Linked DNA regions of Homo sapiens: region 2 is linked to region 1. Evidence: read pairs that join two places in POLR2A ChIA-PET (ENCODE). Cell type or tissue: Caco-2. All regions are shown on one strand.

Region 1 (4,000 bases):
CATGTCTTTATTTTTTCATTTCCCTGGCTATCTGTGGCCTTCCCCTGTTAAAAGAAAAACTTTTGCTGAATTAAGTATAACAGAGTTCAATTGAGCAAAGAATAATTTCCAAATCCGGCAGCCTCCTGAGCCAGAGTAGGCTCAGAGACTCCAGTGCAGTCGTGGTGGAAGATTTATGGACAGAAAAAGGAAAGTAGCATACAGAAAAGGGAAGTGAGGTACAGAAACAGCCAGACTGGTTGCAGCTTGGCATTTGCCTTTTTTTGAACACGGTTTGAACAGTTGGCCACCTTTGATTGGCCAAAACTCAGTGATTGGCACAAGAGTAGGCTATAGTCTGTATACAATTTCATTTAGGTTATAGTTCACTATGTACAGAGAAATTTTCAGGCCAAACTTAAAACATGTAAGGAGGCAGCTTTAGGCTAAACTTGATTTAACACCCATTTAACAACTCACCTACACTGTTTCCCCTTAAGATCAAAGATAATGTAGTGTCTTCAGTTCATCCCTAGTGCCTATCAAGCCTGGAGGCAAGACCCACATGAATAGAATCATCCCAGCTGACCCTTAAGTTGCTGTGAGAAGCAAGTGTGAGTCCTTGGGATGAGGCAAAGAGAGAGCTGCAGAAGTCACCAACAAGAACTTTGTCCAAGGAATTTTTCAAGGGAAAACAATGGAAATAAGAAGACCTGAGTTCAAATCCTAAGGCTGGTAATGAGACTGAGTAGAGGTAGGGCTTGACTTCAGCTCACCCACATTTGAGCATTCTTTCATGCTTTCCCACTGATCACAAACCCACACCACTACCTCACTGATGCCACACCCATTGATATGGTTTGGCTGTGTGTCCCCAGCCACATCTCGTGTTGAGTTATAATTCCTAATGTTGGGGGAGGGACGTGGTGGAAGGTGATTGAATCATGGGGGCAGATTTTCCCCTTCATATTCTCACAATAGTGACTTCTTACAAGATCTGATTGGTTTAAATTGTGACACCAGCCAGGCGTGGTGGCTCACACTTGTAATCCCAGCATTTAGGGAGGCCAAGGTAGGTGGATCACCTGAGGTCAGGAGTTTGAGACCAGCCTGGCAAACATGGCGAAACTCCATGTCTACTAAAAACAAAAATTAGCCAGACATGTTGGCACTCATCTGTAGTCCCAGCTACTCGGGAAGCCGAGGCAGGAGAATCACTTGAACCCGGGAGGTGAAGGTTGCAATGAGCCAAGATCGCACCACTGCACTCCAGACTGGGCAACAGAGTGAGACTCTATCTCAAAAAAAAAAAAAAGCGTGCGATGCTTACCTCTTCATTCTCCTGCTCCACCGTGGTGAGACATGCTTGTTTCCCCTTCACCTTTCTGCCATGACTATAACTTTCCCGTGGCCTCTCAACTATACTTCCTGTACAGCTTGTGGAACTGTGAGTCAATTACACCTCTTTTCTTCATAAATCACCCAGTGTCAGGTAGTTCTTTATAGCAGTGTGAGAACAGACTAGCACACAAATCAATAGTCATGAAAAGAAAATAGCCAGTCTATGTTGTTCTTCTGTGCTCTCATAATGTTTGACCATACTTGTTACTTAAAGAATTTCAGAAACTGGCCTTAGGAGATCCAAGATGTAACCGTAGTTGTGAACCAAGTTTGTAGAGTGTCCCACCTTGGGCAGGAATGCTGCACAATTGATTTACAGTCTTACTGCCGGCCGTACCACCAGAGGGCCCATTATTCAAGATATCCATGGCAACCAGATATGCTGACCTTCATACCTTACCACTCAGGTGCTTTGCCCACCCCACCCTGCATACCCTAGCCCTGATATTGTTGACAAAAAGAGTCAAACTCTGTAAAATATTGGAAGAGATTTATTCTGAGCCAAATATGACTGACCAATGGCTCATGACATAGCTTTTAGGAGATCCTGAGAACATGTGTCTAAGGTGGTTGGAGTATAGCTTGGTTTTATACATTTTGGGGAGACATGAGACATTCATTGATACATGTAAGATGTACATTGGTTTGGTCCTGAAAGACAAGACAACTGGAAGAGAGGACTTTAAAGTCATAGGCAGATTCAAAGATTCTCTGATTGGCAATTGGTTGAAAAATTATTATCAATGGAAAGGAATATCTGAGTCACAATAAGAGGTTGGGGAGACCAAGATTTTATTATGCAGAATGAGCCTCCAGATAGCAGGCTTCAGAGAGAATAGATTGTAAATGCTTCTTATCATATTGAAAGAGTCTGTTCTATTAGTAATTCCAAAAGGGAGGAGAGCATAATGAGGCATGCCTGGCTCCCCCTTCCCATCACAGCCTGCAACTAATTTTTCAGATTAACTTTGGAATGCCCTTGGCAAGTGGAGGGACCCATTCAGATGGTTTGGGGACCTTAGAGTTTCATTTTCGGTTTACAATATCAATTCCCACACTTTGCCTAATTAAAAAAAAATCCCTACTGGCTCTTTTTGGGGAGTCAGCCAGAGAATTCTCCTCTTGTGCTGCCTTCGTTATGCCAGGGCATAAGCTCCAATAAAGCCTTGTCTGGGAAAACTCTTTTTGCCTCATAGCAATTTCTATTGCATTCAGTTGGCCTTTAGCTTGACAATTTTTGTGCCTTTTGAACTGTTGTTTTTGAAGCCTTGGTTCCTTGGAGATCCGGTGGGTGGGAAAATTGTGAGAAAGTGACTTATATCCGGCTTGGCCCTCTTGCCTCTTTTCATTCAGAACAGTTTTATTTTTCTGGTTGAGGTTTCTCCATAACATCTTATTTGAAATAAGGGTGTGTGATTTTTTTCTCTAAATTTGGTTGAAATACACTAGACAGATAACTTCAGAGATTTCCTCTAGCTGAAACACTCTAGGATTCAACAATTTCTAGATTTGAAGCTATAAAACTAATATTCCAGATCCTTGAATTTTAAAATTTATTTCTTCTTTGACCTGGAACGGAATAATTTTCTACAAGTGCCCATCTAAAATATTAGAGTAATATTCTCACACAAGAATTCTTAATGCATATAGACATGCATACATTAATGGCTTTTCATTATTTCTCAGGGAAATCAATAATTCTCTTTTCTAGTCAGATTTTTTATAACAGCAAAACAGGATTTACTAGGAGTATGATCAGCCCACAAAGCTTTATCTCTGCCAGTGAAAATTTCCAGTGAAAATAAAAATGTGGAAATATTTTTGCTCCCCCTGCCCATCAACATCACGGTAAGTCGAGGAGGAGGCACCACTTTTCTGATAGCACCCACTTCACTTCATTTAAAGATAACAAATGAGAGAGACGCTATCCTAATAGGAATCAGAAGACTGAAGGATTAATTATTTTCCCTGGAGCTGAGTCTCCCCACCCCGTCAGAGGCAGATTTTCCTCCGGGAGCAGTCCTGCATTGCTGATGATGCCACCTTGTACAGCGAAACAGCAGCGGTCGTCAGTCTAAAGGTTCAAATGCTCAGAGCCTAGGGTTCTAGTGAAACTTAGATTCCTGAGTGTCATGGGAGAGGAACTGGACTAGGATTTAGGAACACTAAATCTAGTCTTGGCTTCACCATGTGACTTTGCTGAGTCTGAGATTCCTTATTTTAGAGATGGGAATGAGGATCTTTGTTCTACAAATCTCAAGGGGTCTTCATAAGACAAGGTTCATGAAAGTTCTTTGAGGGTGAAGCACTATAAAAATTAATAAACTGTGTGTTAGAGAGTATGGAACAATCTGCTCAGCATTTATTACAACTTCTTTCTAGGATGACTTTCTGTATTACAGAGCCTAGAAAGTTAAAAACATTTCTCAACCTTGCAACTTGGCAGTCTGGGTGTGACTTGGATTTTGCCAATTATACACATTTATGAGAGACTTGAGTATGAAATTGGATTAATTGACTAGTTTTACTGGTGCCAGTCATAACAGAAGTAGCACAGTTCAGCAGCTGGCAGCAATAGAGGCAGCCTCTAGGCTCGGAAGGCAGTTTTCTGACTATGGTC
Region 2 (4,000 bases), 120 kb after region 1:
CACTTAATTTCCCAGTTGCATTCAAAATATTCAACTGGCCACTCCCTTCTTTTTCAGTCTATTGCCTTGGCTTCAGTGATACCAACAAAATTTTCTTCCAACCTCTAGCTTCTTCCTTCTCAGCCTCTTTTGTTCCATTTCTTTCTACCAAAGTTCAAATGTGAAAGATTCATAGGGCTTACTCATAAGACCCCTTATCTTCTCCATACTATCTCCTTAAGCAATCTCATCCCTCACTCCCAGACATCAATTATAAACTGTACACTATTCCCAAATTTATTTCCAGTCCAAACCTCTTTGCTGAGCTCCAGACCTATACATCCAATTGCTACTAGGCATCTCTACTTATATGTCTCAGTCTCAAGTTTAGTAAGTCTCCAATTGAAAAATGACCAATACCTCCCCCTTCCCTGAAACTACAAAATAAAAAACTGCTCCTCCCCCAGTACTCTCACCTTAGGCACAAGAACTACTGGCCCTGGAAGTCAGCCTTTTCCTCTCCCCAGGACCCCCAAATCTCATCCATCTCTAAATCCTATCAATTTTTCCTCCCAAAATTTATTTGTCAAATCAGGCTAGTTTATCTCTATCACTGCCATCCTGAACCAAGGTTCCACCAACTCTTGACTACATTATTGTAACAGCTAATCTCAACGCTATTCAAATTGTGACCTGTGCACTGACACTGGTCCAAAAACTTTTGCTACTGGTCTGAAATGAAATAAATATAGAAACCTAGAGAAAGCATTTAGGAACGTTTACAGCAATTTGACACTGCCAAAACAAACATCTTATTGTGTGTTACTAAATACCAGAATGAATAGAAAATTAAAACAAAATTGGTCCTTCAACACAGACAAGTTTGAGAAGCAATGACTTAATTAGTCTCCCTGTATTTACACTTGCCTCTTTCCAACCTGTTCTCTGCAGAGCAGCCAACTGATTTTTTTAAAGCAAAAATTTGGGTAACTTATTCAGCTGTTTAACATTCTCTGGTGGCTTCCTATTGCTCTTAGGATTAAGTACAAAATGCTTAGCGTGGATTTTGGCCATGGTGATCTGCTCCAGTCTATTCCCCATCAACCAACCTCACGTGCTGAAGTTCAGTTCTTACTGGACCTTCCAGGTCCAGAAAGTTGAAATTGCCAACATCACTTGGGTCACTACAGTTCATCCTTTAGGTTTCTGTCTAAAAGTCATTTCTTCAGAGAAGCATTCCCTAATGGATTGGTGTGCCTTTGTTCTTCACAATGATCTTCCTTTGTAGCAGTAATGGTAACTAATTATTTTTATAATTATTATTATTTTATTTTGAGACAGAGTCTCACTCTGTTGCTCAGGTTGGAGTGCAGCTCACTGCAAGCTCTGTCTCTGGGGTTCAAGAGATTCTCCTGCCTCACCCTCCCAAGTAGCCGGGACTACAGGTGTGTGCCACCACACCCAACTAACTATTTTTTTTTTTTTTTTTTTTTTTTTTTTAGAAGAGACACAGTTTCACCATGTTGGCCGGGCTGGTCTTGAACTCCTGACCTTAAGTGATAAGCCCACCTCGACCTCCCAAAGTGCTGGGATTATAGGTATGAGCCAAGGCACCTGGCCTATAATTTTTTTTCTTTATTTTATTCCCCAAACAGACTTCTGCCTCCATGAATACAAGTAATCTCTTTCCATTACATGTCACCAGAGACTGGCACAGATGGGTTGTTAATAAACTTTTGTTAAGTTAACAAATCCAAGTAAGGAAACAAAACAGTGAGCATGACCACTAAATGTAAATGCCTTCAATATTTAATCATATATAAGGCTTGACATAAGACTTTTGATGAAGTACTTTAAAAGAGTTACATCTCCTTTACTTTCTTCACTAAACAACATGAAAAGAGAAGGAAACTCTGCTGTGAAGCTTAAATTTATAAAAAATAAATAAATAAGATATTCAGAAAGGTGAAGAATTTTCTCTAATCAACAAGGAAGTGAGTCTTCTCTAAAGTAAATCAACAAGGAAGTGAAAGGTGTGAGAGGCAAAAGAGTAATAGATGAGAACTATGTTGCCTGGCTGCAAAACTTTCTCAACTGTCTGATTTTGCAGAAGTTAAGTAATCTGTTTCTCAAGTTCCTCATTTGTAAAATAGGAATAAAAAAGTCTTATTAAAGAATTATTATGGGTTTAAATAAGTTAATATATATAAACTGCCTGTCAGTGCCACATCAGAATAAAATTACAAAAAAGCAGAGACTGCATATTACTCTTCTCTGTACAGGAGCTTTTCTCAACTAGGGCTCTGCAGAAATTAAGCCCTACAAAAACTGGAGTAACTACTGCTTTAGTTCTCTCAAGAACGGTACGTAGCTAGTACTATTCTAGGTGCACAGGAGATGAGATAATTCATTACATAGCTTAGATGCCTCAGAGCATTAGGGTTTGATTTTCACCCAGAAACATGGTTGAGAAGGGCCACTCTCATGTATCCCCAATGCCTGGCACATGGTAGATGCTCATTAAATATTTTTGGAAAGAATATTTACAAAACTAAGAAACAGTGCCAGGCATAGAGTAGATGTTAAATGTCAATTTTATCCCACCCTTTCAAAGTTCTATAAGCTTTAAAAGTCTGATTCTAGGGGAGTTATTTTTCTTCAACCTGCCCTGTTTATATAAATTCATGGCCAAAAATGCAGATATAGACATTAGGAAAGCCAAGAAACTAAATGTTGGAAGGAACTATGTGGAAGCAGTGAGAGATGAAAATCAGGTAGAACCTGGATATACAGGAGAAAGAGCAAAGGTTATTCTAGGTCAGGGAACAGCATTACCAAAAACAGTGTCACCCCCAAGTATGGAACATGTTCCATGGTGGCACAAGAATGATTTTAAACTATAAATGGAAAAACATTTTTATTTTGATAGTTACATATGTACATATTTTTACATGTAATTAGGACAGCAAATAGTGATTTCAAACTTTTACTATTTAAAACAACACAAAAGTAATATCTATTCAGATCTTTTAATGTGAGTCCTTTAAAAATGTAATAAGTAAGCAACAGTGCACAAGAGGTAAGCAAATACGGCAAAAACTGTCAGCATTTTTTAAAGTGAGTAAAATTCTGTAAACACCAAGCCAAGAAGACATGTGAATATGAATGAACATAACACATTAAGAGAAAACGGCCACCAGTCTTCTGAAGGAAGACAAGCCAAAGCTCTATCTCGAGTAGTGATTGAAGATAAAGGTCAGATGAGTATGAAGAATACCACCAGTTTTGAGTATTTAACTTACAGTACTAAAACTTTTATCTGTAAAATCTCATTTTCCAGTATGATGAATCTGTTATACACAGTACTTTCACTTTGTTTATTCTCAAAACAAAGGTAAAATTGTAGAAGTTCCAAATAGACATCTGAAATAAGGACTGACCTATCTGTAGCTTGGTAGTTAGCTGCCTTGAAAATGGTGGGCTAAAACCCTGTAGTTTTCAAATCAGAAGGAATTAATTTATACAATAACAAATTATACATGCTATCTATATCAAAAAAGGTTGTTAAATGTCAAAGAATAAGAAAGTAGCTTTCCATTCCCACCTTCCTGTCTTAGAATTAATCTACCCACAAGCCAGATCAAGTCAAACCAAGAAGTGATGATAGCATTTATCAGATATTTGCCCTGTGCCAGGTACTGTTTTAAGTACTTTACTTGTATTTACTTGTGCAATTACTAGCACCATCCTGTGATGTCATATCATAACCCCATTTTACAGCTGTAAGTATACTGAGGCGAAGAAATATTAAGTAACTTCCCCAAAGCCAAAGCTGGTAGATGGCAGAGCAAGGGTTTACACCCTGGCAACTATATACTAGTCTGAGCTCTAGAGAAGAGTTCTTAACCACTAGGCAACATTTCTCACAAGAATGATGAAATGGTAATTTGAAATATTCCACCAATCTCATCGTGGCAGGAGAGATGTAATTTTTCAAGGTATGAACCTTTTACCTCTGTCA

The links. ChIA-PET counts read pairs that join two places held together with the same protein. Peaks named below come from ENCODE experiments on the same cell type or tissue, not always from the same donor. Only the 100,000 strongest peaks of a DNase experiment are listed, where the experiment ranks them.
Region 2: POLR2A ChIA-PET joins it to region 1 with 14 read pairs; 1 of 35 experiments calls an interaction of 5 or more read pairs at or near these places.

The regions. Positions count from the first base shown.
Region 1 is chr2:138,619,066-138,623,065 of GRCh38, reverse strand. No RefSeq gene overlaps it. Among named protein-coding and RNA genes, the nearest start is that of LINC02631, 19 kb to the right of the region's middle. In Caco-2, no CTCF peak of the experiment used is centred here; a DNase peak (open chromatin) is centred at 1,705.
Region 2 is chr2:138,503,074-138,507,073 of GRCh38, reverse strand. All of the region lies in intron 1 of SPOPL (speckle type BTB/POZ protein like), which reads right to left. Among named protein-coding and RNA genes, the nearest start is that of SPOPL, 3.3 kb to the right of the region's middle. In Caco-2, no CTCF peak of the experiment used is centred here; no DNase peak of the experiment used is centred here; H3K4me3 peaks cover 976 bases.